Regions from separate parts of the Homo sapiens genome. Here regions 2, 3, 4 and 5 are each linked to region 1. A link is a loop called in an ENCODE intact Hi-C map of the cell type or tissue named here. Cell type or tissue: endothelial cell of umbilical vein. All regions are shown on one strand. Region 1 has its middle 210 kb from the start of DMRTA1. Region 2 overlaps CDKN2B-AS1 (CDKN2B and CDKN2A antisense cis and trans regulatory RNA 1). Region 3 overlaps CDKN2B-AS1 (CDKN2B and CDKN2A antisense cis and trans regulatory RNA 1). Region 4 overlaps CDKN2B-AS1 (CDKN2B and CDKN2A antisense cis and trans regulatory RNA 1). Region 5 holds the start of CDKN2A-AS1 (CDKN2A antisense RNA 1).

Region 1 (5,000 bases):
AGCTTGATTAATACTCTGGTGCTTACGAATACCACATTTTAGCACTCCTTAATACCTTCCTTAATAGTTCACTAGTAGGTAAGGCTTAGTCACATGTCAAGAATAAGGTCTATGGAACTGCACATTATTCACTGACAAGAATCTAGAGAACAGACTTCAACTTTTTAGTCGTTCTCAGCCCACAAACTGAGGGCTTGAAAAAATCTTTTCATTGTGCAAAGATATCTGTTGTGAGGGAATTTGTACCAATGGGATTTGAACTATTATAAGTTTGCACAAAAGATATGTTAAAAACCTACACTGAATTGCCTGTTTAAGAAGAAAAATAATTTTTTGAATGGAGAAAAATGAAGATTATTTTAAGAAATCTTTCTTATAAATCAAGATTTGCTGAATTGAAACCGTCAGTAACCAAAAATAATCTGAGGCAAGGGGATTCCCCAGAGGGCTACTAAGCAAAACAAAAGTTTTGTCAAGGGAAATGTGGAGTGTGTTAAAGTGTAGAAATGAGTCATAGGGCCATTGACTTTTTTATTAGAAGGGTTGAGTTTCAGCCATTTGATACTGAATGCCCTGCATGAACCAGGCACCTTGCTAGACATTGGAAATAATGCAGATATGTCCCTATTCTCATTGAGTATACATTTCTAGTGAGGACACAGACAATAAATGAACAAATAAAATCACAAACACATGTTTAGAAATTATAATAGGAAGGAGGAGTATAAGGAGAGAGAATAAAGGAAGAGACCAAATTTAGATTAGGGTCAGAAATAATCTCTCTGATAAAGCAATATTTATGCTGATGCCAAAGGATGAATAGGAAGGAATTAGCCAGATGAAGAATAAAACATGGAGTCCAAAAAGAAGAAAACTTATGTCTAGTGTCAAAAGGTAGCAAAGAGCTCAGTGAGTTCAAAAAGAGTTTTTTAAATGAATGGGTAGGAATATAATGAGCAAGGCAACAGTGACCTAAGATAAATCTAAAGAAGTGAGTAGACTAGAGTGGCTCTTTGAGACTGAATTAAAATGTTTGAACTTTGTTACATGCAGTGAGGATCTTAGAAATCACCTTGTCTAAATTTACATTAAATGAAAAATATAGATATCAACAGCTCCCATGTCAACAAGCTGAACATGTCACTTCTTGAACCCATGATTATCAGGGAATTTACTGCTAAAATAGCCAGTTTTGATGCTGCTTATCATAACTATCAGAAACTCTGCCTAACAAGTTATTTTGTGTGATTTACCTTGATCTTATAGAACAGGTTTGTATGAAAGATCCAGGGCAAGTCAGTAGATCAGAATTACAAAGCTGTGAGATGTGGTTTGCTCCAAAGACTCAGATGAAGATGGATCAGAGTGGCATTTGCAGGGCTCTGGGTGAGGCAGTGAACACTTTTGCCCAGAAGACCACTACAGCAAGGGCCATGTCGAAGGCATGGGGTGAAGTGAGGGGAGTAGACAAGGGGTTTTAAAAATTTTTTAGTGTCTTCCAGATACTAGACACTATGTGAGTTGTCTTCAGGTTTCATATCATCATCACAACCACCTTATGAACTAAGTATAATCACCTTCATTTACAAATGAGGAAAGGAAAACTCAGATTATTAGGCCCTCGTCTCTGAGGACAGAACTGAAGTCTTTCACCACCAGCATTTGAAAAAGACCTGCCCTCTTTCCACCGATGAAGATGCTACCCAATAAAATTCAAGCCCAAACAGAATAAAGAGGTCAAAAGTTCCCTTTCACGTAAACCTTTGTCTTATCTTAGTATGACCCTCAAAATATCCACCCAAAGCAGGCTATCAATATCTGTTAATTAGTTGATGAAATGACATGATTGTGGCCATTCTGTAGTCTTTAAAAGGAGATCTATTTGTGTCAATAAACAACGAGCTCATTAAAAACTACCCATAAAACAATTAGGCCAAGGGAATTTTGTCTGATAACAGTGAAAGAAGGAAGTGAGGATTTAGCTGCAGATTCTGGAATGAGCCTGTTTATCCTCCAGGACCACAGCAGTTTTGTCTTCAGGCTTAAGATAAATCACTGTAAGTGTGAAGGTGTTCAGAAAAATAGGTTCTGCCATTGCTACTATGTCCTGAAGTTTCTTCCAGTTTGCCTTTGAAGAACACAGCCACTAAACCGCCGCTAGATGTCCTCAAAGTAAAAAAAAAAAAAAAAAAAAAATTATGGCAGAAAAGTACTTCGGCACTTTTAGGAACTACATTGACTTATTTGTCTAGATTATTTGACTCCTGAGCTCTAAGTGAGATAGAGGGATTTGGTAGTTAAACACGAACATCCGACCTCTGTAAATGAAATAGAGTTCTGTAAAGGAAAGGGCATTTTAGTAACTTCTCATTTTCATTTTAATTAGGATTTGTATTACTCTCCTTCAGGAAAGCAGGCCAAAGAGACTGAAGGAGCAATGGAAACATTATCCTCACCAACACTGACCAGTCACCTGAAGAGCACTGTGAGTGAATAACCCGTGGGGCCAGCTACTTAGCAATTTCAAATGCACAAAACCTGTGCTCTGGCCTATCTTTTAACATCAAAACAGCTGAAAAAAAAATTGAATAGTTGGATTGCGATTTCCTGAAATAGAAGCTGCAATACCTTTGGTTTTTTAGTTATGATATTAGCTAGTGAAAAAGCACAACTTAGCAAAGTATGTTCCCCAGTTAGTCTTTTAAATAAACTCAGACTTCCGTAGTCCCCATTGGTCTCTACAGGCTCAGAGGCCCATTTCCTCCTCGCCCCTTACCTTCCTTTTAGTCTCTTTTTCTTTTCCAGTCCTTTTCCCATCTTTGGTTCTTCTGTCTCTCCTCTTCATTTATTCCACTCTTTTAACAGTATCTTAGTTCACCATTTTTATACACAAAAAATCAACTTCTTGATAACAATTTTTAACATATTCAACTGAAATAATAAGCACTTGCCATGGTTTTCAAGAGTCAGGAAAAGGAAACAAAAAGAGGGGGGAAAAGAAGAATAAAGAAAGAAGAGGAATGAGAAAAAGAGAAAAAGATTAGAAAACAAGTTGTTCTATCTGTACTTGTTCGAAACTTGAGAAGAAAAATTAAGTTACAGAGAGATGGGGGTTGTGGGGGTAAGAGCTGTAGAAAGCTGTTTTCCTTCATTTTCTCTGCCTCCTGGAGCACTGGCCTCCTATATCATGTGTTAGGAATTTCTAATCTTACCACAGCCAGATGACTCATGCCCACTGACTGAGTCTTTAGACTTCTACAAAACACCTGAAAAGATAAATTTTAATTGAGAAAACAACCTCTCACTCCAGGGTATGCTTTCAAGATAGGTAGGGGGATTTTCAGCATTTATTTCCATTTTGTTCACTGAAGACTCATAGGGCTTAATCTTAATTTCAGACATAGTTGTGTCTGACAGCCAGAGACTATTTTCAGATCAAGGGATAAACTGGCATGGACTAAGACTTGCTTCTGCCTAGGAATAAAGACTGAAATGAGTCAAAGTTGTCCTGATTTGGGACACAAAGCATGAGGTTAATGTGGGGGGATACCTTGTCTCCTTGCGGGAGCTAGCTCATCAAACTACCCCTCCCCTCACTCACTTCACTAACTGATGTGGTTAACTATCACATCAAAGGGCAACTATCACATCAAAGGGCAACTCCAGGTTGCCCTTTGGGGATGTGTTGTTTATCTCCCTCAAGACCAAAGTGACTTTCTAACCAAACTCTCTGAGTGCAAGTCACTAAAAAAAAAGAAATGTGGGGTCCACAACATCTAATTCAAAGTGTGTTAACTAAACCCATAGTAATAATCATATAACAGCGTGCCTCTTCGTTTTTGTGTAAAAAACAAATAGCGAAAAAGAATCAAGGAAGTATTTTCTGAATGTATACATGGAAGCCTGGACATAGAAGTAAACCATACATACAAACAAGTAACCACCTATCCAACTTTCCCTTCCAAGGTAAAAACTAACATTAAGGGAGCACTTAGAATATCACTGAACCTGTGCTAAGAGGATCTATAAGCATTAGTTCTAAAACTCTAAACAGCTGTAAAAGGTGTAGACAATTATTTATATCTACGATCAGAAAAACTAATGCTTAGAGAAGTTTGAACTTTCTTTGAAGTGAATAGCGATTTCTTCTGACATAACTTGAACGAGGCCCTGTGCATGCCTGAGAGCCTGAGAGACCTGGGAATTAGGAAAAAACTGAACCTGAAATTAAGATGGGAAATTAGGCCTTTTATTATTTCTTGGATCTTCAGAAACTGAAATTCCCAATATGTCTCAGTGTATAGAGACAGGAAACACTCTGTGATCATCCCTGCTTTTGTCTCTTTCTTTCTTTTAGAAGATTATCCATATTCTGTTCCAGTAAACTCCATTTCCCATGGAATGAAGTCTTCCCAAAGCATCCATTAGCACAGAGCTAGTGGGCAGAGCTTCAAGGTTTGACAAAGAATGGTCAAGTCTGAAGTCTGAACTCCTTCTCTTCTGCAAGACTAACTTGCCACTGCTGGTTCCCCTTATTCTGCTGCCATAGAGACCAATTTTTAAGAGAGAAAGGCTGAAATGTTTAAGAGTAGAAAGGCTGAAACTTTTAAAAATTGGAGTGCTCTTGTATGAATGGAGGAGAGCAATGATGAAGTGCCAATAGAATGAAGGAAAATTGATTCCCAGAGCCAACTCCCTTTCAAAAGTAGCTTGTCTGTAGCACTATATCCCATTGCTGAGATTGTCCCTGAGATTATTTATTTCAGTGTTACCTAAAGTGTAGTCCAAGGACCTACCAATCACAAATTGTTAATTAGCAGTCAGCAATGAGATAAGAACCAAAATTGACTGTGTGTAGAAACTTTAATATTGCCACATCATCCAAGCAAAAGATTTCATATGTTCAAAAATATCTGTGTGCCTGTATTAGAAAGTAAAACAATTAGGCCTTCATGACCAACAGTTTATAAAGCACTAGTTTACTACATTAGGGTCTTGAT
Region 2 (5,000 bases), 120 kb after region 1:
AAAATGGATCAAAAACCTAAATGTAAGACATGAAAAATAGAATTACTAGAAGAAAACATAGAAGAAATGCTTCAGGACCTTGGTCTGGGCAAAAATTTTCTGAATAATACCTTAAAAACATAGGTAACACAAACAAAATACACAAATGGGATTATATCAATCCAAATAGCTTTTGTACAGCAAAGGAAGTAATCAACAGAGTGAATATACAAACTACAGAATGGAAGAAAATATTTGCAAACTACTCATCTGACAAGAGATTAATATCTAGAATATATAAGGGACTCAAACATCTCAACAGTAAAAACAATCTAATTAAAGAGTAGGAAAATGATCTGAACAGACGTTTCTCAAAAGAACACATACAAATGGCCAATAAATATATGAAAAAATGCTCAACATCCCTAATCATCAGGGAGATGTGAATTGAAGCTGCAATGAGGTATCATCTCACCCCAGTTAGGATGACTATTGTCAAAGAGACAAAAAAAAAAAAATAACAAATGCTGGCAGGGATTTGGAGAAAAGGGAATTCTTATACACTGTTGGTGGGAACGTAAACTAGTACAACCACTATGGAGGACAGAATGGAGGTTCCTCAAAAAACTACGAATAGTACTATGGTATGATTGAGCAATCCCATTACTAGCAATTTATCCAAAGGAAAGAAAATCATTATATCAAAGAGACATCTACAGACCATGTTTATTGCAGTACTATTCACAATAGCCAAGTTATAGAATCAATCCAGGCATCCAAAAACAAAGGAATGGACAAAGAAAATATGGTATATATACACAATGAAATACTATTAAGCCATAAAAAGCAATAAAATCCTGGATGGATGCTCTTGGAGGACACTGTGTTAAGTGAAATAAGCCAGGAACAGAAATTTCCTACTAAACACCGCATGTTCTCACTCACATACAGAAGCTGAAAAAGTTGATTTCATAGAAGTAAAAAGTAGAACAGAGGATACTAGAAGCTAGGAAAAGTAGGGGGAAGGGAGGGATAGGGAGAGAATTGTTAAAGGATACAAAATTATAGCTACATAGAAAGAATAAGTTCTGGTGTTCTATACCCACTATAGGATGACTGGGTATGCGAATTACCCTGATCTGATCACTATACATTATATATATCAAAGCGCCACTATGTACCCTATGAATTTTGTACAGTTTTTTTTTAGTTTTAAAAGAATAAAAATTACTTTGAGCAAAGCATCAGGATCCTTAAAAGAGGATATATTTTGTGTTTCTTTTTGAGCAACCTCTACCCATCTACCCATCACCCTTGCCATTATCAATCTAATCTATCTCCAAGTTAGTTTGGTTGAGGTAAGTGGCTATTTCCTCTTTTTTTTAAAACCAGTACATTTTATGTGCATTGTTTTGATCTTTAAAACATTAGTGATTATGTGTTATGGGGTGAAAAAGTATTATAACATGAAAAGAGAGCTGTTTTTATTGTCTGAGCCCAGTTTTATTTTGTAAATTTGTATGTATATAGCATAGTTGTTAAAATCATTACTCTAAGGTTAGACTGCTTAAGTTCAAATCCCAGCCAATTACCAGCGGTGCAACTTCTTTATGCTTCTGTCTCTTCATATGTAACATGGGGATAATAGCAACCACCTTATAAGGTTGTTATGAGGATTACATGAGTTACCAGTAACACATGTAAAATGCCTAGACAGCATCTGGCACTAGGTAAGCATTACATGTTCACTATGGTGATGATAATGATGATGATGATGATGATGATGATGATAATGATGGATATAATGATGATGGAGATGATAATGATGACAACACAGGAAAATATACCAGAAAGACATATGCCAATATGTTATTACTGGATAATTTTTATTTTCTTCATTTTGTTTATCCACATGTTTACCTTTCTTGTGACTTTTTAATATTTTTGAAACAAGGTTATTTTTTTAAAAAAACCATTAGTAGAGAGATATAGGTTCCAGTCCTGGTTCTGCCACAGCTTTGATCTATATGCTTGGGCAAATCACTTTTCATCTTTCTGTATTTCAATTTCCTAACCTGTAAAAGGAGAAAAAAAAGGTAGAAGTGCTTACAATAGTGACAGTAATACCATATAATCCTGGAGCCCCTGACATTTTACAAAGCACTTACTTATGCAGTAGCTCACAAGGAAACACACATTAGTATCTCCCATGCTCTCAGCCTCATTTAAAAATCATTTAATCTGATTTGCAAAAACAGCTGACCAGTGTGCTGCAAAGCATAAATCTTGACTCTGGCCCTAGCCTCCATGTAGCAGAAAGCTGCAAAGGCCTCAATAGCTCATGCATCCCACAATGTTCAACTTGCTGTCTGTAAGATACTGGGAAGAACGAGACAAGGAAAGAATAAAATGAAGGCAATCATATTTATGAAACAACTGTAATATAGATCATTATAGTGTATACAATCGTTACAACTCATTGAATCTTCACAACAACCTAAGTGGAAGGTTTATTTCCCATATTTCAGACATAACTTTCTCATAAAGGTTTAATATCAGTGCCCAAGATCACACAGCTACTAACTTCAAACAAGGATTTATATGAAAGTCTAGCTGAACCCAAGCTCAAGTTCATGCTAAAGTTCTATGCCACCTCACTGAAATTTGACAGCCACTGGGTTTGGGATGTTGGTTATTGTTTTAACTTGACTGCTAAGCCTCAAGCCCACTGAAGAACTCTGCTAGATAAATGGTACCAAGAACCTAATGCAGTGAGGGAAAGTATTTTACTACAAACAACTAGCCTATAGATGGCGACAGCTTTCAACCCTTTTGGACCCAGACTGGCACTCATCATGAAAGCTTTAATCCAAAAATGTCACTGTATGTCAAATGCGCCCTGAAATAGCCAGACCTCCCAAGTCTATCAGGTAGTGACTGAGACAGCTATTGAGCAATGATAATTCTTCCACACCTACAGTATAATAGAGAACAAACACTTCTGAAGGATGGTCATTGTTCCATATAATAAATATTGGCAGTGAATAAGCTCATGACCCTTTTTTTCTTCCTTGTTCTTCCTCATTTCTCTTTCACCAACACACTTCTTTGCTCGCCTAACTTGATGAATTATAGCCCCAAGAGCGCATAAGAGTGAAGTCAGCATAATATACATTGCTAAAAAGTTCCGAATCAGTCAAATGGAACTTGACTGCCTCTTCAAAGGAAGTAGCATAAAAAGGAAAGAGCAATGAATTTACTGTGTTTGCCTAACTCCATTAAATTGGAATGCTTGGCCTTGAATAAGCAAAATCATAATTACATGTTAAGATATATCTGTGTTATCTTCATGTCATCTTAATGAATGCTTACTAGATGCCAGACACAGTGTACTATATATTATTGCACTTGGGCCTCACAATAATCCTACAAGACAGGCACAGTTATTACACCCATATTGAATGAGGAAACTGAGGCACAAAATTCTACATAACTTTCCTAATGTAACAGAGCAAAAACAAATGAAAAATGATAGCATAGTGATTCATACTCCAGCAGCCTGACTCCAATGCCTACCTTTTCTTAAAGCAAGATCCCGATTGCCTAAGTACAATGGTCAGATAGGCAGGTATGCACCCCTAAATAAGAACTTTCTTCTTTAATCATTTTCATGATATCTCCCCATCCATTTAACAATCCTATATTCAGCAGTTCGTGTGATGAAAATGGACAAAAGGATTACAGCATGCTACAAAGCAAAGGCCACTGTGAAATTCACATACATGTGAATTTCAGCAGCAGAGTCACTCACCTACTGGATCACAGACCATACTTGCACTGGAATTGCTCTGAGCTAACTTATGGTGAATCTACTTAAGGGATTAAGTTTTATTCTTCTTATTACTTGTACTCCAAGTCTGGACTGTGAGACATAGCTGTTAAAAAACGAAAGGTAAAGGGAAAACCATCAGCCTGTGGAACAGCTGTCACTGATTTGTTGCAGGGAAAAAAGTTCATAAACCTTTTAACTCCACAGAGGTTCTTCTCTCTCCATAAAGTTACCCTTCCCAAAGCCAAGGACTGAGAAGGAATGATGACAGGAAAACAGGTTCCTTGTTGTCTCGAGTGGCTTATTGACATCTTTGAGATTTTTCAGACTAAGTGACACCCATTTAGCTGGCTATGCCCTTCATAGCAATGATTTTCTTCAGGTACTTTCTCCCTGTTGAGAGGGAGTGGAGTGGGGTGGGGCAGGGAACATACCATAATATGAGTCTCTCTCTCTGTGTGTCTCTCTTTCTCTCTCTCTCTCTCTCTCCCCATTTTCACTTTTAGTACATGTTAGCATAAGAGTGAGCCTATTCGCACAGCTAATTGAAGGTGACTATGTGGTGCAACTAAAAGGCAATGTGGAGAGAATGGCTCATGACAAGGGAGCTAGCAGAGCCCCACCCTGGGCAACTCTCTCCTTTGTTAGAAACATCTGCCAAGAAGGCATGTGATCATCTGAAGACAGCACAGTCCTAGGAGTCAGAAAGTCAGGATCCAAGCGCTACCCATCCTGCAGTTTTAGGCAAGTTCCTTTCCCTGCTGAGACTCCAATTGCCTCACTGTTACAGGACGTAAAATCTCATTAGATTGGCAGGAGGAACTAATGAAATCACACACAGGCAGATACATTCTGTAAACTCCAGAGGCCTGTGCCAAATGCTGGTTGTGAGTTTATTTTTCAAAGGTTTGAACTTGCCTCTCACTCTAACCGGGAGCTTGTCCTTGATCCTTGAACCTCTTCCCAGGCCTGGGAGAGGTAAAAACCTGATATTGCCTTGGGTGTGACCCCAGTCAGTCTTGCTAATAAACATTCCTTCCTGTTTCTCCACAGTGACAAAGGAGGAGGGCAGCAAGGTCCGAGGAGAGCGGCAGGGGCCACAGCAAGTGCGGACCTCAGCAGGGGATAGCAAGAGTTTGCTCAAGCTGAGTCAGCCCCCTGTTTTTTCCTATTTAAATGATTCACTTGCTAA
Region 3 (5,000 bases), 200 kb after region 1:
CAAAGGAGGCATTCGTGCACACACACAGTCTCCAATCTTCTGTTTACCTTCTGTTTACTCCTGCCTAAACTGGACTAACTCAGGAATATCAAGGAGTTCATTCCTCAGAAGATGGAATCCATACACATGAACAATCTGACCATCTCTACTGTACCTTGCACAGCTGCTTGGCTTCATAAAACTTCTCCCAGTCTGCTTCACTGACAGTCTGATGTTGGTTATGATCTCCTTCTCAACCCACCACCCACATCTCCACTATAGTCTGGTTGTTTGTGAACATCTGGATTGAACTAGAATTGAGTAGAGTAATGATGTTTTGGAGTCAAATTGATTTGTGTTCAAACACTGGCACTATAATGAAATAGCCATGACACCTTGAACTTGTCATTTAATTTCTATGAGGCTCCATTTCCTAATTTGTATATAGATGGCACTAATATCTACACCATAGAATGCTGATAAGGAATAAGCAAGATAATACATGATCACAGGCTCTTGCCTTGATCAACAGTTAGAGTGGTGTGTTAGTCGGCTAGGACTGCTGTACAAAGTGCCACAAACTGAGTGGCCTAAAAAGAGAAATTGTCTCACAGCTCTGGAAGCTAGACGTCTGAGATTAGCAGTTGGCTGGGCCATCCTCTCCCTCAAGGCTACAGGGAAGAATTTATTCAAGGTCTCTTCCGTAGCTTCTGTTAATTTTGTGACTTTTAGCAGCATAACTCCAGTCTTCAGAGAGCATTCTCCCAGTGCATGTCTCTATGGCCAAAATTCTCCTTTTTATAAGGACACCATGATTAGGAGCTTCTCCTATGTCAGTAAGATCGCATCTTAACTAATTATATTTGCAATGACCCTGTTTCCAAATAAGGTCACATTCTGAAGCACTAGGAGTTAGGACTTCAGCATAGTCATTTCGGGGGAACACAATTCAGCCCATAACAAATGGAATGAAAAAATTTTGAGGGCCTGAAGATTTGGCAAAGTTTATTTAGGAGCTGAGAGGTCAGAAAAACCGTGCAGTGTGCCATAGCTAATTGCTCAGCCACTTCTTACTATAATCTGTTTTTTTAAGAGACTATATAAATTATCCAAATAACTACTATAAGCTGCCATTCTACTTTGATTGTGGTAATCTGTATTTTCTCATTCCAAAAATGGAGAAAATAATGCTGGCCTCTACCTCCTAGAAGCTTACAGTCAAAATATTACAACAACAATGCTATCCACACAGATGTTAAAACACAGAGTAAACAGATGTTGCGCAATTAAGACACAGCTAAAACAGGGGCCGAGTATTTATATATGGAGAATTGACTCTTGTTGCCACAGGAAGGTGAAGGACAAGAGCGAAAAGAAAAATTATACTGGTTTCATAAAGACAGGACTACTGAGGGATTTGAGGTGGTCCTTGCAGGGAGAGAACATGGGAAGCTCACAGGAAATTAAACCAGTAAGTTGACATGGCTTCCCCTGACTGAGATATTAATGATTCTAGTTCCACCGAGCAACAAAGTCTAAAGATTTGGATCCCTTTTTAATGATTCTTGGCCTTAAAAAATTAGATGTCATTTTAAGTTTTTGTCATTTTGAATATTTTTAAGGTACTGTTCCCTAGAGTTATTTAGTAAAGAAATTTCTAAATCCCTAAACCCATTTTCTAAAATTCTAAACACATTAAGAATAAATATTGACAAGGAAAAAATTTCCATGTCCTAACTGGAAATTTTCTCAGATAAATGAAAGTTAGGATCTCTTCCAGAGTAAGTTCCACTCCAATATAATCAAGTCAACAATGAAATTACTATTTCTAGAATACTTACTATGCATACACTATACCAGATATTGCTTGTAGTACAAAAGGAGATAAGCAGTTGTTTTTTAACTTTAAAAATAATTGAAACAAAGGAATACATATGCATACTTTGTCTTTACCAAATAATGGATTTTTTTCTAGACATTATCTCCGTCATTAAAAATGCATCAGCATTGTTGGTCTCTATCATTAACCTATTATCCTGTGGGTTCCTTGACAGAAGAAATTACATCTTGTCCATATCCAACTTGTTTCTTAAACATTAAAAAAGAAAAAGTAAAAGGACTGAATTAGTACAAAAGAATAAAGTTTTATTATAGTGCAAGAGCTCAAAGTAATATCCATCCCAAGTATGGATATTTAGAGTTGTTCAGATATTTGTGCTATACTCTCTTAAAAGTAAAAGATTTTTAAAAGAGGCAGCTGAGCAATTAAAGTAAGATGCACTTTGTGGTTTCTTTGAGCTCATAAATCTTGAACAGATTTATCAAATCTGCGCTGGCAAAATAGTTAAGCTTGGTAGATAATTATTTTTGAATAATTAAACGAGTAAATAATTAAATAAATTAATGAATTATACTAAAGAAATTGGAGAAAAGTTGAATTTCACCTCTCTCCTCTAGGTGGCAAACTCATACCTCCTACAGTGTTTCACATTTCCTGTCTCCTAGAACTGACATATGAAAATTGCACTGAAAAAAAAATCCATAATTTTATGTCTGTTGTAGTGTAGAAGTAAGCAAATATAAAAGTATTTTCTCCCAAAAGTGCTTCCTTCAGTTTTGTATCTTTAAGCTTCTTGTCAAGAACATTGTTTATAGCAAGTCATTATGAAATATGATTGTGTAAGTACTATAAAGAAATAAAATTGTGCAAGAGGCTTTTCAAAGCACTTGTGCAAGACTGCTTTGAGTACCTTCAGATTTTCATTGCCTACTCTTAGGAAAACATTATTTTCCCTAACTTTTATTATTATTCTCTAGGATATTCATTTTCCCCTAAATATGAAAACTAAGCCCCATATATATTTTTTTCCAGATTCACTGTGACCATAACAGATAAAATTGAATAAAAGCTTAATGTGTTATCCTCTAAATGGAATATAGAACCAAATGAGGTAAATTAATCCAAATACCTTGCTTTAATTTCCATTCACACCAAAATATGAGTTCCCTGAATGAATTAAATTATGCCCCCCAATCTCCACTACCCTTTGTGGTGACATAGTCTGTATTTTCTTATACAGGAAATATGACTGGAAAATGTCTTGAAGTGTCATGAAAGCTGAAGAGGAAAGTTAAAATTAATCTAAGAGCACACCAAACAGGAACAGCAAGTATTGAAGATGCCTGCCCTGTTTCCAGAAGTAAGAGGAGATAAGTAAAAAGAACAATGACATGTTATAGCCCAAGAGCTAAAATTAAATGCATATAAACAATTCTTGTGGAAACTAGAAGCCGATGTAGATTACGCAAACCAGGTAGAGTCTTGCCAGAACATGCCAGGAGAGAGTCACCCAGCACTGAGACATGGCTAGAGATAGAAGTGAGGTTAACACTGGGAAACTACAGAGGATTCTGCACTTGGATGGCAGCTGTTAAATTCTACATTAATACTGAATAGTATGTACTTTAAACCCCATTTTTCTTCTTTATCCCACTGAAGAAGCTGAAAGTTAGTTGTTCAGATACAGGAATCCAAATGAGAATTGCTAGTTTATGTATGATTTCTCTAACACACATTTCTTGAACAACCACTTTAGGCCAGGCCCCATAATAGAACCCAGAGTAGAATCCTTGAATAACACAAATATGAATAAGGCATGCATGATCCTTGCCATCAGCGTAGTGACGAAACCAGACATGTACACAAACAATTATATGAGGGTGGTAAAGGGAGAAGGGGAGAAAGAATGCACAGAGCCAAACTGGTACATTGATGTCAGGGTGTGGAAGAGCCACCTTTCAATCCCATTCTACATCTGGATTAATGGCAACTTGTTTGACCAGAATCTAACCACAGTATTAGTTTTGGTGGATTTTGAGTTACACCTACACAGCTGGGCCTCTAATGCAGCTAAGTAATGGAAAGAGGCACAAAGTAGATATGATCATCTATAATACCTCTCCAAAGGCATTTTAGCCTTGTTTCAAGAGATTGTTCTCAAAGGTTTGCATGAAGGCAGAGGAGTTACACAAGAAAACACCACCTGTTAAATGGACAGATGACTCCTAACTTTGACATTAGAAGGCAAACATAAATCTTTTTAAGTAAACTAATAAGCTAAAAATATATTAATAGGGGAATACAAATAAATTATAGAATATCTCACAATTTTAAAAGAATGAGGTAGCTCTAGCATGGAAGTATAAAAATATGCATAGAAGTGAAAAAAGCAGGACGAAACAATTTAGGCTGTAGACTAACTTTGTTATTTGATGCAACTTACACACTGTTGTTATACCTCTAGAATTAAAATGACAATTTTTTAAATAATTTTGGGGGGCCTAGATTTGCTATTTAACCTATCAAAGAATTGTGTCTTACAGTATTATTCAAATGTAGTGTGTAAAGACTTATACTATTGGTCCTAAGCACTACTGGTTGTTTTAGGCTTTTTCTCTTTCTCTGTAGCTACTTTGCAAGCATTATCTTCATGTTTACAGCATTCAATCTAATTAGCCCATGCACAATATAATTTCAATTCAAAAGGAGAAAAGTGAATTTTGACCCACGTTTTATTATTAAATGGATTCCCTGCCCTGTATCAGCCTAAGGTAGATCTGTTCTCATTTGTCTTTATTCTTCATGATAAGAAAGGAGAGAGAAAAAGAAAGGTGAAAAACGGGGCTCAAGAAAATAGAGGAGGGAAGGACTGATCATCCCTTCCAATAGTGGAAACTGAAAGTTGTCTGTTAACTGTAGCCCTTACATCTGTGGCTAAGCCAACACCTCAGGCCCTGTCCTGTGGCATCTCCTTCACCGTGATTGATGCAATTCTCCTTTAGTCAAAAAATTCTCTTTAATTCAGTACATGTCTACAATGACTCAGGATCCTCAGATGTGATCATGGCCTCTTCTCCTTCTAGAAAAATCTATAATGATAAAAAGCCACAGAGTCTGACTTCTATCAGGCAAACTTATCTCTGGAAACACCACAGAAAGAAAGCCAGTGTGGCATGCACAG
Region 4 (5,000 bases), 140 kb after region 1:
AAAATTATCCAGATGTGGTGGCAGGTGCCTGTAATCCCAGCTACTCGGGAGGCTAAGGCATGAGAATCGCTTGTATCCGGGAGGCAGAGGTTGCAGTGAGCCAAGATCGTGCCATTGCACTCCGGCCTGGGCGACAGAGCTGGAGTCTCCCAGACTGACTCCATCTCAAAAAACAAGAGTCAAACAACTTAACCAAAGTAACCCAGTTAGTAAGTAATAAAGCCCATAGTTGAAATCAAAGCACATCATGCTCCTAATCTGTTTTTTATGACTACACTATGCTGTCTTTATCACACTTGATTTTCAAAAAATTGCCACAACAGTATTTCTGGGCCCACATGCTTTTTCAGGACATTGGCACTTCTCCATTCAGAGGTGAAATTTATGCTCCCTACTGAACCTGGACAGGCTCTTATAACCACCTCAACACAAGAGAGACTAGTGATTTCCAAGGCTTGGTCACAAAAGGCAATATAGCATCTGCCTGAGTCTCTCTTTTCAGACATACACTTTCAAAGGACTAAGCTGCCCTGTCAGAAGTTCTGCTACCTGAAGCTCCCATGCTTGAGAGACCTTGTGAAAATATCATGCAAAAATAGAGATTCATGAAGAGCTCTAGCTGCCCAGCCCCGCTTCATGCAATCATGCAGTCCCAGCAGACACTGCATGGAAGAAAGGTGAGCTATCCCACCCAAGTGCTGCACAACTTGCAAATTCATGAGCTAAATAAATGATCATGTTTATTTAAGTCACTAAATTTTAGGGTGATTTGTTATGCAGTAATAGAAAACCAGAATATGCACTGAAACCTCCAACACTAATCACTTTCATTTCCGCTGATGATATACCCTCCATAGTCTTCATATGTGCAGCTGCCTCGGCCTACAAGTCATCATGAGCCCACAATATCCCAGCCAGTATACACATACCCTCATTTAACGAGTTACTTTGCTTTCAAGAGTCAGTGTAGCTGTTGCAGTTTCAATCATCTTTCTTCAAATTGGTGAGTAGGTGGTTAAGGACCCAAGCTTCTAGTCAGAATACCTAAGGCTGAGTATTTTTTTGTTGACTCCTTCCAGGCTGTGAGACTTAACCTCTATAGACCCCTATTTCCTCCTAAAGAGAGTAATTATAAAACTTCTATCTTAGATGTACTGTGGAGATTAATTTATAGCTCCTAGCAAAGTCCCTGGTATTTAATATTCAGTGGTATTCAATATATGTTGCTCTTATTAGAGCACTATTATATTGCATCACAAGTGTCTATTTATTCTTCCATTTTCTCCTCTAAACTGTCAGTCATTTGAGAACAATAACAGTGGTTCTTCAATGCCTGGCACCTAGAATATGCAAAACACAATTTTTATTAAATAAGTAAATGAACAAAAAACAAACAAATGGTAAATGGATGAATAAATGAATGAGTGAATGAATGAATGAAAGAGTAGGTAAATATAATCTGGCTTCCCTTTAACTTCTTATACCCAGCATGTAGGAGAGGTACGGTGGTAGAGATTTCCAGTCCTGTGGGAAGTAGTCTTAGTGGCTGGCTGCATGCTTTTCTTCATGTCAGGTCCAATTTTTCTCTTTTCCTAGTGGTGCTACAGTACCACAAACATTATTTCTGAGTCTCCCTCATCCCCAAAACCATGTAGAGAGCATCCTCACTTGGGCAAGTGAAATGTTTTGATCCTGACAATCCAAACCAGATGGCAGGATTGTAAGAAAAGTCACTTCCATAATCTCACATGGCCTCTAGCTACAGGTTTCCTTTGCACTTCTAACCATTTTATAGCATGCCATCTAGGTGCCTGACCTTGCCAAGTAAAATCCAGTTAATCTTTACAATGTCATTCCTCTTTATGGCCTCCACGATATGGCAATGCCATATGGTGGCAATGCTATGGAAGGGACTCTGCTCTTACCTGTTAAGCAAGTTTGCATTGCACTAAGCAAATAATTTGCCTTCTGCCTCATGTATATTTCCCTAGTAATATCTGCTTAATGAAAAAATTGAGAGAAATTATTAAAGAGTAGCACAATATTGACTAATAAGAAAGATGAGAAGATTCTACATTTTATTTTTATTTCACAATAGAATTTACGTATATGTATATTTATAGATAAAATTCTGATAAGAAAAGCTCACAAGCTACAGATATGCTGGCTGAGTTGCAATAACCGTCACTGGAACGCAGTGCTATTCCAGTACATCAGTGTTATGTAAGGACATTTTTATTTCAATAGCCAGAAAACCCCAATGTGCCTGTTAGTGTTTGGTATGTCCCCTTGCCTCAGCATTTAAAAAGCCTAAAATATTTTTTAAAGGAGTACAATACAGGGGGTTGGCTGTCTACTCAAATAAATTGTTTTAAAAGCAAATGTGGAGTTTATCTTATTGCTGTTATTATTATAGGCTCTATGCTTTTTATAACTTTAATCTTATAAATTTAATTATTTCTACATTCTTTCTCAGGAGGAGTTGTTTGAAGTCTACAGAATGCTGAGGTTTAGAAAGATTTCTGAGGTGTGGCATCACATCTTCTGATTGGGCAGCATTCTCGAACGATGTGGGCCTTTGCTGCTGACTCACCAGAGGGCAGCAACTTCGAAGCTTGATGTCAGCATGCAGGAATGCCAGGCACTTCTCTCTGGCAACCCCCAGCTGTAGCCCAGAGTTAAGCAAAGCTTTTTGGGTTAGCCTCTGACCAACCTCCTGGCTGGACTTCTCAATGCCCCAATAGCCAAGCTCCAGAAAAGAAAATCCAGATCTTAGCAGGGCAACACTAAACTCTTCCAGCTATATATCAGTGGTGATAATGACATAATTGCCCAGTCATAGTTGGGATATGTGGGAAAGTGGGTATGGTTTTCTGGGCACCCCTCCCCTCTCTTCACGCACCACACACACACACACACACACACACACACACACACACACACACACACATCTGTTCTAGAATGAAAACCCCAGAATGCAGAAAGTAACCTGTGAATAGTCACTAGTAAGATTTCTAGTTTTCTGGATAGATTGTGTTTGTTTGTACTCCTGGTTATTTGACCTGCCTCAATTTTCCCACATTTCTGACTGGCCCAACTGAAGCCTCAGATGAGAGCAAGGACCATCTCTGAGGTCCATTCCACCTTAATAGTCTATAATCTCATGAATTTAGCTAACTGGGCACTTTCTGAGAGGACTGGCTTTCTAATGCTGATAAAGCAGGGCAGAGTTGCTGGCCACACCCTTGTTAGGCCCAGATCTATGAACACCTATTTTTGTATGCTATCTAGTTTCACATCTTTCCTGCTCTCTGCACCATGCCCTCACTTAGCAGAAAAGAAAATCTTAACTCTAAGGTAATTAGAATGTTCATATTTGCAAAATCTTTTAGATTGTTTTTGGGTTTTAGGTGAGTGTCTTATAAGAAACAGCCTAAAGGAGAGACTAAAGGAGCAGAGTAGAAGGCCATACGAAAACAGAGGCAGAAATTGGAGTGATACAGCCACAAGCCACAAAACACCTGAAGCCACCAGAAGGTGGAAGAGGCAAGGAACAGATTCTCCCCAAGAGCCTCTGCCGAGAGCATGGCCCTACCAGCAGAGGCTCTTGGACAGACTAAAATCAGAAGTCTTGATTTTAGACCTTCTGCCTCCAAACTGTAAATACATTTCTGTTGTTATAAAGCCATCAAGTTTGTGATAGTTATGGCAACCATAGAAAACTTACACAATCCCTTACACAGAATCATGTAGGTAATGTAATGAGCAAGCCATCTAGCAGAGAAATTCTGGTTTTAGTATCCTAGATAATTTTTCAGTACTAAAACTGATCGTTTCAAAGCCGGGGAAAAAAACAGAAAGTGAGAGTGGCCTATAGTAAAAACAAGAGCAAATGTGCAATTCAAAGGAATGCCTGTCATTCAGATGCATCTCAGTTACCATGAGCCCAATACGGCCAAATCTTCCCATTTTTATCAAATTTTTATCTTAAATTCCCTGCATTTTAAGTGTTGGTTTAAAAACCAAACAGGCAAACAGCACTCTGTGGGCACAACAAAATGTGTCTGAGAGCTGAGTTATGACCATAGGCAGTTGGTTGCAGTCTCTGGAGCTAACGGATCCTTCCAACAGTATTTAAGGTATGTGCCATAGACAGTTCATGACCGAACCAAGAACATGGCCATGTTGTCCTCCTTCAAAACCCAGTCTGCTAGCCCAAGCCACTTACATGCAAGCTCTGCCCATCCTTGGTATAGTCAGAGATAAATATTTTGTTGAAGCCTGAGATAGTGTATCAGCCTCTTGCTTCTAGGCCTCTCTTCTTAGTTTTTCTATGGTAGTTTGATTTGCACTCTTGTACATGTAGAATCTAGAAGCCATGTGTGTGTGTGTGTGTGTGTGTGTGTGTGTGTGTGTTGAAGAGGGTTAGGGTTGCAATGAAACGTGTGATTATTTTAGAAGGAAAAATAAAAGAAAACAAATTATTCACCAGAGAAAGCTGAAAATCAAAAACCATTTTTCTGTTCTTATTTTGCCACAAAGCTTTAATAGATATTTTACTAAAGGGAATGATATTTAGGTCAGGTAACAAGATATAAAACTGAGACATTACTTAAAATTGACATAACATCCATAATTTAATTTATTAAAAGTTGTTACTTCTGTGGCCATTTATCACATTTCTAGAGCTACCTATCTTTCAGTTTCAGACTGAGTATCTTATAAAAGCATTATAAAGTAAAACAATTCAACTAGATTGACTTTTTCAGTCTGCTTATGGTGGTTAAGAAGATTGTTATGAGCATTGAAAGTAATACACAGATTTATAACTCTTGGTTGAGTCTGCAGTGAGGAGGGAAAGTTGTAATTAATATTTATAATTGATACTTGTGTTATCATGGAAATACATACTCTGAAAATAAGAAGCGCAGTCTGTTGAAGGGTGTCTCTGAAAGGTAGAGGAATTTTAAAGATTTTCATAAATACAGAAATAAATGCAT
Region 5 (5,000 bases), 270 kb after region 1:
CGGGTGGACCTGGAGCGCTTGAGCGGTCGGCGCGCCTGGAGCAGCCAGGCGGGCAGTGGACTAGCTGCTGGACCAGGGAGGTGTGGGAGAGCGGTGGCGGCGGGTACATGCACGTGAAGCCATTGCGAGAACTTTATCCATAAGTATTTCAATGCCGGTAGGGACGGCAAGAGAGGAGGGCGGGATGTGCCACACATCTTTGACCTCAGGTTTCTAACGCCTGTTTTCTTTCTGCCCTCTGCAGACATCCCCGATTGAAAGAACCAGAGAGGCTCTGAGAAACCTCGGGAAACTTAGATCATCAGTCACCGAAGGTCCTACAGGGCCACAACTGCCCCCGCCACAACCCACCCCGCTTTCGTAGTTTTCATTTAGAAAATAGAGCTTTTAAAAATGTCCTGCCTTTTAACGTAGATATATGCCTTCCCCCACTACCGTAAATGTCCATTTATATCATTTTTTATATATTCTTATAAAAATGTAAAAAAGAAAAACACCGCTTCTGCCTTTTCACTGTGTTGGAGTTTTCTGGAGTGAGCACTCACGCCCTAAGCGCACATTCATGTGGGCATTTCTTGCGAGCCTCGCAGCCTCCGGAAGCTGTCGACTTCATGACAAGCATTTTGTGAACTAGGGAAGCTCAGGGGGGTTACTGGCTTCTCTTGAGTCACACTGCTAGCAAATGGCAGAACCAAAGCTCAAATAAAAATAAAATAATTTTCATTCATTCACTCATTTATTGTCAACATTTATTGAGCACCTATTACAACAATTTCATCGCATGGAAGACAGCATCGTTTCTGACACTGTTGTTTCATGTATCTCTTAGAAAAACGCTGCTATTAGACATCTAACACTATTTATCTTGAGGTGATAAAATATCAAAAGCCGTGTCTCAAGATCGATGAAATGCGGTTAAAATGATGAATAGAAACTCTAGGGGGACCTCATATCGATAGACTCGAGACTGGCACATCTGGAGATCCGTATTTATCCGGCTTCCCCTTCCAGATCACGCGAGGTTTGGGATATTTTGCTCACCAGGCCTCAGCCAGGTAACTGAATCCAGCCAACCCTGGCCCATAGTCTCGGAATCCGACTCGGCTCCCAGTCCCCGCCTCGGCGTTCTGAGACCCCCAGGCTGGGGTTCCAGAGGGCTGTGAGGTTGCGAATGACTGCTGCCAAACCGGAAGGAACTCTGCGGTTCTCTGCCACAGTGGGATTGTTGCAGGCACGCGGCTCAGACTTCACTGAGGTTGGGAGATGCTCCTGTCCACGCTGCCTCATCCCGTGCTGGAGCACTGCACCTCTATTTTTTTTTTTAGGGTACACGCCACATAACATAAAACTAAAAATTTTAAAGAGTAGAATTCAGTGGCATTTAGTACAATGTTATGCAACCATCACTCCTATCTAGCCCAAAACATTTTCGTCAACTGCATAGGAGGCCCCATTAAGCATACCTGTTAAACTCTTCTTGCCTCCAACTCCTGGCAACTACAAAACTCCTTTTGTCTCTATGGATTTACCTATTCTGAATATTTCTTATAAATGGGATCATACAATATGTGACCTTCCGTGTCTGGCTTCTTTCACCAAGTGTAGTGTTTTGGGGGTTCATTCCTGCTGCAGCATGTATCAGTACCTCATTTCATTTTATGGCTGAATCATATTCCATTGTATGAATATACTGGAAATTGCTCGTCTACTCATCCAGTGATGAACATCGAGTTGTTTTTTGGCTTAAAATTATTCATAGTGTTCTCATATAAATATAAATATGTAATTATTATTTTTATCCATATTTATTACATTATTTATATTTTTATATTTTTATTGTATTATAATAATTTTATAATATTATACTATGATAATATAACAGACTGACTCCTATGGTCTGTCAGTGTGCTCTTCCACTGGCGTGCTCCCTTCCGCTGGGGTGCCCCGCTCCACGTCCAGTTCCTCCGATGAGTTCCTCTGGACATAGAGCCGCTTGTGTGTCTGCCTGCTAGGGTCTCAGGGTTTTCATAGGCAAAGGATGGGGGCGTGGCGGGACAGGGTGGTCTTGGGATATGCAACATTTGGGCGTGAAGGAAGGAGTGCCTGTCCTCACCTAGGTCCAGTGGGCACAGGCCCAGGGGAGGGCCCTTACCAGGGACCCGCCTTTGTCTACCCAACACTTCCCTGCCCCTCTTCTCTATCATTGCGTTTCAGTTACCTTTGCCTTGGTTCAGCACTCACTTGGTTGCTGTAAAACTTTCTTACTGTTTCCCAGAGTTCCCACGAAGTCAATTCTGGCAGCTTTTGCTTATTTTTCTGTGTTTCTATATAGGAATGGGCCCTGCGAGCTCACTACTGTGCCACTTTTGCTATTATCTTTTGTTGTTGTTGTTGTTCAATTTGTTTTGTTTTAGGGCAGGATGGTCAAATGCTTATGATGTGCCAATTTCCTGCCTCCATATATCTCCTGTGCCTGGTACGCAGTGCCCATGCCCGGCATCCTCACTTTCTGGGCATCTGTCTGTCAACATTTCTCTGAAGCTCGCTAGCTCTACCACTCAGCTGTCCCCCTGAAAATTTTCTCCACCTTCCCCCGCAGCTGTAGGAAGCTCACCTTCCTCCTTACCCTTCCTCAACCCCACTCCTGTTCTCTCCCTTTTTCCCCCTTCCACCCCCATTTCCCCGACTTCTGCTGGGGGTGGGAGGGATAACCGATTCACAGACATTCCCCTCCCCCTCGCCGCTTCTCGGGAGATTGCTGGTTCGCAGTCCTACGCTCCACTCGCCAGCAGGCTCCGCTGTGGTGTGAGCACCTCCGGGAGCGCAAAGGCGTCCGCTTTGAGGCACTGGGCCTCGGGCCAGGCAGAGGCTATCTCCGGGACCCTTTTATGGAGATCTGCTGTTAAAGCCCACGCGTGTTTCCCGAGCACACTGAGCACACGCATACTGGGCCTGACGACTCCAGGGAGGGACCTGCTCCGGAACCGCGGACTAGACCCGGGTCCCAGAACTACCCGTGGAGGAGGCCGCAGTAACCTCCGAAGCAGGCTGAGAGACTCGGGTGGGCTTTCTCCAGTGAAAAAAAAGAAGCCAGAGGGGAAGGGTAGATGGAGCAGGAAAGAAGGACGGATTCTAAGCATGGCTGTTCGAGGCCCTGAGGCTGCAGAACTGACTGCGGGACTGCGGTTTGGAGGCGGGGACTTTCCAAAACCACGGACGAAAGAAACCTCCCAACCAACCGATTAAGCACGGGGGCTGTGGAGCAGAAGGGCAATAAAAGGCCCTGCCCACCGAAACCTGTAAAAGTTTCCTTTGTAAGCACGCGTCACGAGCGCGGGTGACGAGGCCCAGGCGCGCCCGGGTGCGGCGACCTCGGAGCCCGCGGGACGGGAGAGCAGCCCTTCCTTTGGCCGGGCCTCCAGCACCAAAACTGGCTGGGATCCTTCCTGGGGCCCACGCCAGTGCCACACCCCAAGTACTCTGGATGCAGGCCAGGTGGGAGGGTCTTCACCTCCACCTCCTTCCAGATCTCACGTGTCTCATTTACGTAATAAAGTTCAGGAAATAGCAGAAAACAACTTTTTTTTTTTTTTTTTTTTTTTTGAGACGGAGTCTTTCTCTGTCGCCCAGGCTGGAGTGCAGTGGTGCGATCTCGGCTCACTGCAACCTCCGCCTCCCGGGTGCAAGCGATTCTCCTGCCTCAGCCTCCTCAGTAGCTGAGATTACAGGCGCCCGCCACAACACCTTTTTAGTAGAGACGGATTTTCACCATTTTGGCCAGGCTGATCTCGAACTCCTGACCTCAAGTGGTCCGCCCTCCTCGACCTCCCAAAGTGTTGGGATTACAGGCCTTAGCCACCGTGCCGGTCCAGAAAAGCACATTTAAAAACTACAGATTGATATCCTTGTTGGGCATTGATGCTAAAATCCTTAACAAAATACTAGCTAACAGAATCCAACAACATATCAAAAAATAATCCACCATGACATGATCAAGTGGGTTTCATACCAGGAATGTAGGGATGATTTAACATATGTGATACACCACGAAAACAGAATTAAAAACAAAACATCACATGATCATCTCAATAGATGCAGAAAAAGCATTTGACAAAATTCAGCATCCTGTTATGATTAAAACTCTCAGCAAAATTGGCATACAAGGGACATACCTTAATGTAATAAAAGCCATCTATGAAAACCCACAGCCAACATAATACTGAATGGGAAAAGTTGAAAGCATTTCCTCTGAAAACTGGAACAAGGATGCCCACTCTCACCACTCCTCTTCAACATAGTACTGGAAGTTCTAGCCAGAGCAATCAGATGAGAGAGAAAAATAAAAAGGGTATCCAAATCAGTAAAAAGGAAGTCAAACTGTCACTGTTTGCTGATGATATGATCGTTTACCTTGAAAACCCTAAGGACTCCTCCAGAAAGCTACTAGAATTGATAAAAGAATTCAGCAAAGTTTCTGGATACAAGATTAGTGTATACAAATCAGTAGCTCTTCTATACACAAACAGCGACCAAGCAGAAAATCAAATCAAGAACTTAACCCCTTTTACAGTAGCGGCAAAAAAAAAAAAAAAAAAATCAAATCAAATCAAATACTTAGGAATATGCCTTACCAGGGAGTCAAAAGACCTCTACAAGAAAAACTACAAAACACTGCTGAAACAAATAATAGACAACATACAAATGGAAACATATCCCATGCTCATGGATGAGCAGAATCAATATTGTGAAAATGACCATACCGCCAAAAAAATCTACAAATTCAATGCAATCCCCATCAAAATACCACCATCATTCTTCACAGAATTAGAAAAAACAATTCTAAAATTCATATGAAACCAAAAAAGAGCCTGCACAGCCAAAGTAAGACTAAGCAAAAAGAACAAATGTGGAGGCATCATGCTACCTGCTTTCAAACTATACTATAAAGGCACAGTCACCAAAACAGCATGTACTAGTATAAAAATAGGCACATAGACTGA

Evidence for each region. A loop is a pair of places that touch in the nucleus more often than their neighbours do. Peaks named below come from ENCODE experiments on the same cell type or tissue, not always from the same donor. Only the 100,000 strongest peaks of a DNase experiment are listed, where the experiment ranks them.
Region 2: a loop joins it to region 1, with 4 times the contacts of the local background. A loop is called at or near these places in 14 of 110 quality-filtered maps.
Region 3: it touches region 1 in a loop (4-fold over the local background); 21 of 110 quality-filtered maps call a loop at or near these places.
Region 4: it touches region 1 in a loop (7-fold over the local background); 12 of 110 quality-filtered maps call a loop at or near these places.
Region 5: a loop joins it to region 1, with 6 times the contacts of the local background. A loop is called at or near these places in 2 of 110 quality-filtered maps.

Annotation. Positions count from the first base shown.
Region 1 is chr9:22,236,323-22,241,322 of GRCh38, reverse strand. No RefSeq gene overlaps it. Among named protein-coding and RNA genes, the nearest start is that of DMRTA1, 210 kb to the left of the region's middle. In endothelial cell of umbilical vein, CTCF peaks have their summits at 1,984 and 2,186; DNase peaks (open chromatin) are centred at 492, 2,362 and 3,222; H3K27ac peaks cover 1,408 bases.
Region 2 is chr9:22,117,558-22,122,557 of GRCh38, reverse strand. CDKN2B-AS1 (CDKN2B and CDKN2A antisense cis and trans regulatory RNA 1) reads right to left here. Exons shown (of 19, transcript NR_003529.4): 17 at 3,791-3,914; 18 at 2,148-2,358; 19 at 1,845-2,054. Among named protein-coding and RNA genes, the nearest start is that of CDKN2B, 110 kb to the right of the region's middle. RefSeq lists enhancers at 3,929-4,574, 4,047-5,000. In endothelial cell of umbilical vein, a CTCF peak has its summit at 2,793 (motif pointing right); DNase peaks (open chromatin) are centred at 2,787 and 4,847; H3K27ac peaks cover 1,176 bases.
Region 3 is chr9:22,035,715-22,040,714 of GRCh38, reverse strand. The region is part of intron 3 of CDKN2B-AS1 (CDKN2B and CDKN2A antisense cis and trans regulatory RNA 1); the gene reads right to left. Among named protein-coding and RNA genes, the nearest start is that of CDKN2B, 29 kb to the right of the region's middle. In endothelial cell of umbilical vein, a CTCF peak has its summit at 2,453 (motif pointing right); a DNase peak (open chromatin) is centred at 2,564.
Region 4 is chr9:22,101,082-22,106,081 of GRCh38, reverse strand. All of the region lies in intron 14 of CDKN2B-AS1 (CDKN2B and CDKN2A antisense cis and trans regulatory RNA 1), which reads right to left. Among named protein-coding and RNA genes, the nearest start is that of CDKN2B, 94 kb to the right of the region's middle. RefSeq lists enhancers at 2,473-2,972, 1,995-3,194, 2,973-3,474. In endothelial cell of umbilical vein, no CTCF peak of the experiment used is centred here; a DNase peak (open chromatin) is centred at 2,601; H3K27ac peaks cover 1,980 bases.
Region 5 is chr9:21,963,487-21,968,486 of GRCh38, reverse strand. It overlaps CDKN2A (cyclin dependent kinase inhibitor 2A), which reads left to right. Exons shown (of 3, transcript NM_000077.5): 3 at 245-735. The coding sequence ends at 258. It overlaps CDKN2A-AS1 (CDKN2A antisense RNA 1), which reads right to left and starts at 1,348. Exons shown (of 1, transcript NR_024274.1): 1 at 733-1,348. In endothelial cell of umbilical vein, a CTCF peak has its summit at 2,782; a DNase peak (open chromatin) is centred at 2,796; H3K4me3 peaks cover 722 bases; H3K27me3 peaks cover 2,428 bases.